Regions from separate parts of the Homo sapiens genome. Here region 2 is linked to region 1. Evidence: chromatin loops called from intact Hi-C (ENCODE). Cell type or tissue: heart right ventricle. All regions are shown on one strand. Each heading gives the region's core, and the rest is flanking DNA. Links, peaks and the distances in the headings are about the cores only. Region 1 has its middle 100 kb from the start of ST8SIA2. Region 2 has its middle 50 kb from the start of ST8SIA2.

Region 1 (5,380 bases), core at 122-5,121:
AAATCTAGCAAGTCAAATTCTTTCCAAAGGTAAAATGTTCTGGATTCATCTTAGCCTGTTCCTATCTAAACTGACAGATTTGCCCATGAAAATCACTTGAAATATCTTTATATGGAGAGGCAGGAACTATCTTTTGTTCCTTAACAGTTCTTAAGAGCAAATAATACTTGAGTTTGCTCTTCCTGAGAAAAAGAGGAAGAAAAGATCAAGAAAGTGAAGGCGGTAAAAGCAGCAAGAAATAATCAAGAAACTGATAACTATATTTCCTATAATGATCAGCTATTACCTAACAAGAATGCATGGCTTTCTTCTCTGCTCTACTCTTAACCAATGGCTGGCTTGTACTTGGTGACTCCTAGGGCTCAAGTAGGCCATATGACAGTGGACAGTGACCCTCAAGCTGCTGCAGTGCAGGGCGTGTCTGAGGATGGTTCACAGGGAATGCCATGGGCACACGGTTTCTGCACGATAGCAGAGGTTCTTCTCTATTGCAAGTATCTCAAATTCCTCCCACTGTCACAACTGGTTTGAGAGACTCAGAACACGGCACAAGGGCAGGAGGTCCACTCAGGACAGTTGTTATTGCTGTGTGTAACCAACAGCCACAGCCAAAACAAACTAAAGGAGATGGTGTAAACCCTTTCAAAAATTCAGTTGGTAAGGGTTTCTATTTATAGGGCTGAGCAGTTTTGGATGGAGAGAGAATTCTCTCCAGTTGGCACTAGCCAGTCCAGAACAGTGGTGTGGGTATGAAATTTATGTGGGTTGGTGGATGCTATAAGACCTAGAAGACCAAAGGAGATGTGACTTGGCACAGAAATACTTCCTCTGCAATCTGTTTCTTTGTATGCTTTCTTTTGGGAAGAGTGCCTCTTTTCCTACTAAGGCTTCCAATAATTGGCCCACCTTAAGCACCCAGCATGAATTCTGTTCTGTAATAGTGATTCTCCTCTCTACCCTACAGAAACACCATGCTGAGCCTCCTTGTGCCCCACCATCTGTAATTCCCTCCTGCCTGTTCAAATCTCCCCTGTCCTTCAAGGCCCAGGTGAAGACCCTTCTTCCCCGTGAAGCTTTACAGATGACTTCAGCCCACACTGATCTCTGAGTCATATGGCACTCAAGAGTCTGAGTCATATAATTTGCCACTTTATTACACATTATTTAATACTATCCTATAATTCCAGGTAGAACTATAGGATAATTTGTTGGTTTGTCCCCCAATAAAACTGTACTCTGCTCAAAGTCAGAGACTGAAACTTTTACTTCTTTGTACCCCCACTGTTGCTGGCAGAGCCATGGACACATGGTAGACAGTCAATAAAAGACTAATTGGATTGTTCCCAAGTTGCAAATCAGTGCATACATTAAGAAGGCTAAGCCAAATAAACTCCCTCCATTAAAGTCTTCTAAATTACATATAGATCTAAAATTCTAAAAAGCAGGCAAATGACAGAGGTAAGTCACTGAAGGATAAAAATTATTTCAGCAATAACCTCAAGTTGCAGAGACAATGTAGTTACAGGAACAAGGGAGGGAGGGAGGGCAAGATTTGATTCCAAATTGACCTTTATGATGTATTCAAAGGATATTGAGAGAAAGCTAAGGATGAGAGCAGATAACAAGCGAGGTGCTACCTTCCAAGGTGGAAGGATGGCAAGAAAAACAAGCACTAATTGTGAGAGAAGGAGTATATGGGAGAGCATTTCAGAGAGACAGAGGATAAGAACTCCATGCACAGAGCCGTGAGAACTACATTTCATTCTGACAGCCTGCTTAGCCAAGAGATGCAGATAAATTAGTAGTTAAGTAGAGGTGAACAAAACAATCTCGTTGATTGGGAAATTCACAAAGCACAAAAGGAGTCCTAAAAAGTCCAGTTATGGAATCTCTCATGATCCATACTGACCACTCTCTGAATCAAACCAGGCTCCTCTTTTGCCTGGAACCATGGACAGTGTTTTTAGCACCTGCAACATGCCTAGCACTTTACACACACCACGTCCAAGCTGCACAACAACTTAACATAATGTTTGCAGTGTCGCTTGTATTTTACCGATGAATACATAAAGGCTCAGAAAATCAAAGTTATTTGCTTATTCATCCATTCAATGAACATTTAGTGTTGGCTTGTTTTGGTGCCAGGCACAGTCTGTTAAATAGGGGTCAAGGCAGCAGTGTCTGCTGTCACAGAGATTATGTCATAGAGCTCAAGAGTCTGGCTAAGGTTTGGACCCTGTCTGGTTCTAAACCACACATGTAGCCTCTTTTCTATTCTGCCCTTACAAGGAAAGCCTACGGATGGTTTTCTTTTTAAACCTGTCATAAACATGATAATAACATGGTTATAAAAATATTTTGTCTCAATAACACTTCAATTGAAAAGACTATTTAAACCACCACAGGACATATGAAGTATGTGGAAAGAAAGGAAGACTTTTCTTACCTCTTATTTAAATTACAAAAGCAAGGCATGAAAGGCTTCTAGCAGTAGGGCAGATTGAGAAGACACACGTTCCCCCCTTTCCATGACAAACAGAAATCATGGGCAAAGGGTAGCAACAAATTGTAAAACCAAGCTTGGTAAGAAAACAAGACAGAGAAACCCCAAGAGTCCAGAAAGAGGAAAAGATCTCAAAGCCAAGTGATGCAGTAAATGGGAGTTCATTGACTATGCCTCCTGTGGGTACTTCACCCAAACATCAGATCTGGAGTTAGGGTTCTGACACTTGAGTGAGGTGTAACACCTAGGAGTTGGAAGCCAGGTATAAGCCCCTGCATGGAGCCTGGAGCTATGAAGAGCTACTCCATTCTCCAGTCAAAGCAACAAAACTTTGTTCCTATGAAGGGAAAAAGAGCAAGAAAACTTGTCCTTCTGGGGTCATGGATGGGAAACAAAAAGAAATAGAAACTCAGAAACTAGAGATGCATAGTCAGAAATTATTCCACCCACTTGATAAAGAAAACTTCCTGCTAAGAAAGGAATACCCAGCTAGTCCAGACCAGTAATACTCTTAGGACCCTTGCGAATGCAAAACCAAAATCCCACTGCAGACACATCTCCACCACCCACTATGAAACAAACCCGACTGGAGATGAGTTAACAATAAAAAGTATAAATCCAATGTGAACATGAAATACAATAAGGGTGAGTTTGCAAGGGCATCAAATGGAGAACTGGAGCTAACAGGACAATTTGAAAAAGACTATAAAATTGTCTTTAAAAAGACTACTAAAAACAAGAGAATGAAGGAGATGGGAGAAGCAATCAGAACTATAGTGAAAGAATGGATCAGAATTTTATAAAAGACGTATTTTAAAGAGAATTAAGAGGAGACTTAGAAATGAAAAACTTAACCATTGAAATTAAAAACCCAAAGCACATTCCTTAAGCAGATTAGACAGCGGGTAAGAAATTAAGTAAACCAGAAGAAAGCGCTAAAAAAATACTCTAAATACAGTAGTGAGAAATAAATAGAAATTATAAAAGAGCTCTTAAGAAACATGGAGAATAAAATGACAAAATCAAACGTAGATCTGATACCAGTTCTGGAAGTAGACATTGAAAAAAAAAGGAGAAGCATTATTCAACAAAAATGGTCAAAACTGTTCTCAAGAAGAGACATAGGTCTTTGAAAGACACACAGAATCATCAGCAGAAAAATATAAGTTAACTCCAGCAACATTATATTGAAAGTGCAAAATATCGAAGACCAAAAAAATCTTAAAAGCATCCAAAGGGGAAAAAAAGCTACCTATAAAGGAATGACAATCACACTGACATCATATTTCATATTAGCAACAACAGACGCCAGAATTGTTATCTCCAAAGGGCAGTGGGAATCTAGCTATCAAGCTAGTACTTTGAACCTAAATCATCCATCCCTATGTTGTTCAATATGGAGTATGAAGTCACTGGTCAAATGTGGCTATTGAGCCCTTGAAATGTAGTTAGTTTGAATTGAGATGCACTGTAAGTATAAAATATACTCTGGATGTCAAAGGCGTATTGTGAAAAGAATGTGAAATATCTTGTTAACAATATTTTATATTGATTACATGTCAAAATGGTGACATTTTGGATATGTTGGGTTACATAAAATATATTATTAAGTTCACCCATTTTTGGTTTTTTTACTTTTAAAACCAGCCCCAGTGATCTCCATTCATTCACTTAATAACATTTGCCACCTTCCTCCAACCTCAGGCTATTTGCAAATTGAAAATAATCTCTTAATTAACTCCTTGGCTACTTTGTACTTTTAGCATTTCCTTGGTTTCAAAGTATACATTTATCTGTAGAACCATTTTATCCACGTCTGTCTCCCAACTAAAATAAATGTAAACTCCATAAAGATAGAAACGATACCTGTCATAGCCAGTCCTGTGTGCTCAGCCCCTAGCATGGCGTGGACCCAGGACTCTATGTCTTAGTGGTAATTAAGAGTATGTGCTTCAGCATCAGATGGAATGATTTCGAATCTGCCTCCACTGGGGCCGTCTATTTGACCGGAAGACACGTCATCTGACTTTTCTGAGCTTTGATTTCCTTGGTTTTAAAAAGCCTATTTTCCTATTCTTTAAGATTTTAATGAAATGAATGAAATAGCCCATCGGTTGTCTCCTTCACTCTGATGCTTTTTAATACGTGCCTGGGACTTAATTTATAAAATGAGTGGCAACATGGAGGGGTCAATGCATTTGAAGGAAAAGTTGAGTGTTACTCACAGCTTCCCTAGAAATGAGGCATAGCACATTGTGCAGGGTCACGTGGGGAAACATCAGAGTCACTGAGGAGGGAGGAGGCAGGGGAAGGCATGGCCACAGCTGTTACTGGGGTTTCTGTGGGAAACCCAGGGCAGGGTAAACAGCTTCGGATTGGCTAGTTTGAATAAGCCCGGCAGGCTTTGGTGGCATAAAGCTGCCCCTAGGTATCTGGTCCCTGGCCCTGAGTTGATGTAGGGCAGGGGAATATTGGCTTGTTACATGAGTGTTCAGTGAAGAAGGTGACTGGGGCGTGGCTATGGATCAGTGGGTCAGCATTTGAAAGGCAGGCTCAGAGATAAGCCATCGATGATTTCCAGGAATTAACTAACCCTGGGCGGGGCAGCTTCTCCACAGTCAGCAAGGCCCCCAAGATGTCAAGCATTATAAAATATAAAAGCACAATTAGTACACCTTTGAGCCACTGTTGTCTTTCCAAAGAGTAACAATTTGCATGTCACAGTGGCCACTCCCTTGTTCTGGACACAGTTTTGCTTATTTAGGTTTCTTCCGCTTGCTCTGAGAGATGACTTGTTCCTAAACCACCCTTACCTACTTTCCAAAAACCAGAAGCTAATTGCCACAGTTCTGCCACAATTCTAGTCTTAGTGCTAGA
Region 2 (5,380 bases), core at 253-5,252, 51 kb after region 1:
GAGGTTTTGGGCTTTGTAATAAGCCAATCATTTCCCTTTATCATTTAAGACAGTTTAAATTGGATTTTGTGTCTTACAACCAGAAACATCCCAAACCCCACTTCCATCAGCTACCAGCTGTGCTGTGATAAGCCAGCAGGTCATTTTTATCTCACGCAAGCTCAGAGTCCTCAAATGTACCATGAAGATAATCCAAATGTTTCTGGGTGCCTGACAGAAAGGAATGAAATCATGAGTGGGAAAAAATGCCTACCATGGTACGTGGCCTACAATAGGTGCCCGGTAAATGCCACTTTCCTTTTGAACGGTTCTAGGGTAAATGCACCTGATAGCAATAACTTAAGCCCACCCTAAGAATGACACTTTATAGCAGATGCACCTGAGTGCGTGTTCTGAGCTAGGGAGTCCAGGAGTGGCCAACCCAGAGATTCATTCCTTGTCTATGAGAAACACCTGAGTCCCCGGCACATCCTGCGGAACACGGGCTGGATAGAGCATTGAGACCCTGAGTTGTGGGTTCAATGAAGGCTGCCTGGTGGAAGCCGTTAAGAGGAGGGTGTTAAGTGAAAATGCTGTGGAGGCTGTATGCTGTTTGCAATTGTTGTGGTTTTCCTACCCTTCCCACCACCACTGGACTGTGCAGTTATCTGTCAAGCCCATGCCACTGGACTGTATGTAAGGCAGGTACTTTGTCCAGCCCGCTGCCATTGGACTCTCTCCCCTGTATGTAAGCCCCTAATAGAACCCCATGTCTCGTTTGCTGGCTCTGGATCTCTTCTTCAGCCTCTTGAACCTGGTGCCTTCCCTACTGAGGTTAACAGGGTTTGGCACAACAGTGGGGACGTAAGAACTCGGGCACAGATACTAGGGGAACCCCTAGGCTTTGTCTCCCTCAGATTCCTGTTAGTATCTGTAGATACAAAGATGAATGAGTCTGAGACCCTGCCCTAAAAGAGCAGGCACAGCCCCACGGACTGGCAGGGGAGAAAGTCTACACCATGCCGGCCTGTGATGATGCCGTGTTAAATCATTTGTAAAGTAAATAAGACATGAAACAAACTGGGCCTTGAACAGCAGGTTGGATATGTACAAATGAAGAGAGGCTTGGAAGCTATTTGAAGTTACATTGCTTTGGGTGCTATTAACAGCAGATTTCTGTGGCTTGTACATATGAGGGCTTCTCTCTTTCCTGTAAAACCCAGAGGTCAGATGTCCACGGCTGCTATGGTGGTGTCATGATCATCAGGGACATGAACTTTTTCCTTCTTTCTGCTTGCCTGTGTGTAGCGTCCCTGTTGAGGCTACCCCAAAGTTCTAGAAGGCTGTTAGGGTTCCAGCGTTATATTCGTATTGCAGGCAGCAGTCATGAGGAAGAATGACAAGTAAAAAGGCAAAAAGGGGCTCACCCCAGCTGTCTGTCCTTCCTTCTCAAAGGTTCCTCCCAATAACTTCCATTTAAAATCATTAGCTAGGCTGGGCACAGTGGCTCACACTTGTGATCCCAGCACTTTGGGAGGCCAAGGCGGGTGGATCACCTGAGGTCAGGAGTTTGAGTTTGAGACAGCCTGGCCAACATGGGGAAACCCCATCTCTACTAAAAATACAAAAATTAGCCAGGCGTGGTGGCGCACGTCTGTAATCCCAGGTACGAGGAGGGGCTGAGGCATGAGAATCACTTGAAACTGGGAGACAGAGGTTGCAGTGAAAGGAGATCACGCCACTGCACTCTAGCCTGGATGGCAGAGTGAGACTCTGTCTCAAAAAAAAATCATTAGCTAGAATTTAATCCTGTGACCATACCTAGTTGCAAAGGAAATGAAGAGGTCAACTAGGCACAATGGTGTCTTCATGATACTGATATGTTAATAAGGAAGCAGAAGGTGGAGGCATCTAGCTGCTTCTGTCACTTGGGAGGATATCACAGAAGCAGAGGACAAATAAATAGCTCATGACCAGGAGAGCCAGGAGAAGTTGGAGTAAAAGGTAACAAAATGATGGCAAGTCCAAATATAGAACAGACCACAACTTAGGATAGGCCAAACTTCAGCAAGAATTGGGAAGTACTTGGCTTGTACTAACACAGATTGCTGGACCTCACCCCCAGAGTTTCTGATTCAGCAGGTCTGGAGGACAGCCCTAAATTTTCGCATTTCTAACAAGTTCCCGGGTTATGCTGATGCCGATGCTGCTGGCCTGGGGACCACACTTTGAGAACCACTTTGGATAAAGTTAGGACTTTATCCTCTAATTAACCCCCTGAAGGCTTCTGAGTTGGGAAGAAAAAATGATGAGCTGATTCACGAAAGCTTATCTGCCAGAGGTCTGTCAGATGGGCTGATGAGGGTGAAAATGGAGGCAGAGGATGCACTAAGGAGACAGCAGTGAAGCCGTCATTTGGGATGTGTTTGGCTGGGCTTAATTGTATTATTTACAGCAATTTCTTGAAGCTTCTGACCTCCAAGACCTAACTTTATCATAGTAAGCAGACCAATCAAGCTATCCGCCTTATGGCCAGAAAAACTCAAGTTTTGAAAGAGTGTTGGTTACTGAGGACAGATTTAAAAAAAAAAAAAAAAGTAAAAGGATGTCTCCATCTTCCTACCCTATCTAACTACAGCCCGAAGTTTTTATTGAAAAATGAGAAGTAGCCAGAGGACTCACAAGTAAAGAATCAAGCCATGATTAGAAGAAATACAATGCCAGGGGAAAACCAAGTCAATGGATCCTGTTCTTTCCACCACTGAGTCCCTCCCACTTTCTAGTTGATTCGCTGTGACCTGAGTTTAGACCTCCTTTGGGTTTGTAATCAAGGCTGAAATACACAGGGAAGCAGGACTGAGGATGTGGACCAACCTGATTTGAATCCTGGTTCCAGCTGTGAAGCAGGGTGGTAGCCGGTCTCCGGAGAACTTTGTAAATTAGAAAACGTGTCCCCTCCGGGTGCAGCTTGGCAACTCAAGAATGTGGGCTGCATTACAGCCCTCATTTGCCAGCTTGTCCAAGGGCCCTATTGCGGGGCACAGCCTGCAGGACAGTAAGAGGTGGCCCTGCTGTAAGCAGGAACTTAACCTCAGGAGCCCAGGGTTTTTCCTCTGTCAGATGGGTTGACAGGCACAGACCCCAGAGTTGTCAAGCAGACTCAGTGAGGTAACCACATAAAGCGTCTGGCACGTAGTGGGTGCTCAAGGAACATCAGTTTCCTTCCAGATTTCCTCTTGAATCAGTAGCCGGATGGGTTAAGCCTCGTGGGCTGCCAGGGAATCATCTGCTCCTCCAAATCTTGGCACGGCTGCCCCTGCCTGGCATTTGCAGTGGCATGCCTGCTGCCTCTCCACCAGCATCTCATTGTCTGGCATGAGAAAAAAGTGCCCGGCTCCTGCTGTGAAGCGGAGCGCAGCAAACGGAGACCAGCTGAGCTCCTACGGTCAGCAGATTAGCTCCCTTAATACTGCCAGCTTAGGGGGTCGCAGAGCCCCTGATTGCAAATCTAAAATCCCAGCGACTTCCCTCCCTTTTCATTAATTTCCTAAGCTCCAGCGCTGCCAAGATAATATGCTGCCAGGTGCAGGGACTCCTCTAAGCCACTTTGCTCACCAATCCAACCCAGTGCAGGGCCCCTGGCCAGCCTGCTCAGGTGCTAGAGGGGTGAGGAGGGGCAGAGGCATCATTTCAGCGAGCACTGTAGGTGTGAGGCAACGTGGAGAGCTTTCCTTGCTGATGACTCTCCTCCTAAAGGGGCCAGCCAAGAGGCTGAAGTGCCAAATCCCAATTAAATCACAAAAGAAGTGGGAGCAGCGCAGCGGAAGGACAAGTGGGGAGGGAGAGAAGCCTCTGCGGCTTATTCTCCTAGGGGCACTTACTCCTCTTGCCTGAGGTTGTTCTAGGCTTGCTAAATGGGATCTTTTCTCTTTGGGGTCCGTGCTTTATTGTAACAAAAGTTATGCTGAGCACCAATTATCTGCAGGGCTTTGGGCTGGTCACAGGCAATCAGAGATGAATGAGACCTACTGAGCAAGTTCGTGTTTTAATCAGGGAGACGGACCTGCGAACAGATCACGGCCACACAATCTGGCAATTGCTCTGATGAAGATTAGTATGGAGTGTCATGAATGCACACAGGAGGGGATGCCTGACTCTGCTGCAGCAATAGGGAAGCTTCAGAAAACAAGGAGCATTTCCTGGAAGAATGGGTAAAAGGTCACAAGGCAGAGACGAGGAAGGGCATTGCAAGGAGAGGAACAGCACATGGCAAGCACACAGTTCTGAAATGTGGTGTAGGGAAGTGTGGCCAGTGAAGTAAGGGAGTGAGGCTGAGGAGGGTCTTACAAGCTGGCAGTCTTGGTCAGGGAGCAGATGAAGAAGGCCTGTAGACCAACAAACAAGGAAAATCATGAAACTGCACTGACATACAGGCTCAACCCTACCCATGCGCATGCTTTGTCCATGCCCACTTTGTGGGGCAAGGGGTGGGCAGGCTGGCTAGATGATGAGGTGCTTGATACAATAATCAGCTAGCAAGAGGCAGAGAGTAAGTTCCACACTCTGAAATCAATGCTGAAAGCAAGGGGCTGGGAACAGAAGATGAAGTCATAAGATATGGACACAGAAAGTGAAGAGGAAGGAATGCCGGTCAGTTGGACTAGGGGTGAGAGAGGGCCTGGGACTCCCACCATGCCTGGGACTCTTTATCTGCATTCTTGTTTTGTGCTTTGTCCACGAGACAGACTGATCCCCTTCTGCTTACACTAACTGGGATTCATTTGTTATCAAACGCCATCTGACCTGTGCCCCACCCCTGCCTGTATGCAGGGGTTAGCTTTGGGAAAGGCACCAGGTAGGGGGGCCCCGGGGGCATATGACTGAATTTTGTAGGTGTAATGTCTGAGTTTAGGGTTGCAGGTTCTATAGTGTCTGGCCTCGCTCAAGGACTTAGAATGGTGAGCATGGGAACTAGGACCAGGGCTTAGAATCAATGCAGGATCAGTCTCCAGCCAAGCAAAAAAAAAAACATCACGCTGATTGGGCTTCTTGCAAAGCCATTGATGGAGGGAGAGAGCACACAGGTGTGCCCCAGTGATGGGAAGAAACATGCACCTGGGGCCCCTGTGACTAGGAACTGAGTTGTCATTGAGTACTAGTGATATCTAAAGCATCCAAATGGTGTCCTGGACCCTGCAGGGCAATGGGCTAAGGGAAGGACAATGACAACCCAATAAGTATTGCTTCATGTCTACTCCGAGGCAGGCAGTACTGTGACATTGTGATATAATATGAAATACGTATATTGGTCTCTGTGTCTAGTTCCTGACATAGAGCTCTTAAAACCCTTGTAGATAGGGGCACTAGGAGAATCTTTTGTTCTTATATTTGATCTTTGACC

What was found. Peaks named below come from ENCODE experiments on the same cell type or tissue, not always from the same donor. Only the 100,000 strongest peaks of a DNase experiment are listed, where the experiment ranks them.
Region 2: it touches region 1 in a loop (5-fold over the local background); 3 of 110 quality-filtered maps call a loop at or near these places.

Annotation. Positions count from the first base shown.
Region 1 is chr15:92,290,145-92,295,524 of GRCh38, forward strand. No RefSeq gene overlaps it. Among named protein-coding and RNA genes, the nearest start is that of ST8SIA2, 100 kb to the right of the region's middle. In heart right ventricle, for the core only: no CTCF peak of the experiment used is centred there; no DNase peak of the experiment used is centred there.
Region 2 is chr15:92,340,756-92,346,135 of GRCh38, forward strand. No RefSeq gene overlaps it. Among named protein-coding and RNA genes, the nearest start is that of ST8SIA2, 50 kb to the right of the region's middle. In heart right ventricle, for the core only: no CTCF peak of the experiment used is centred there; a DNase peak (open chromatin) is centred at 3,286; H3K27ac peaks cover 1,004 bases; H3K27me3 peaks cover 878 bases.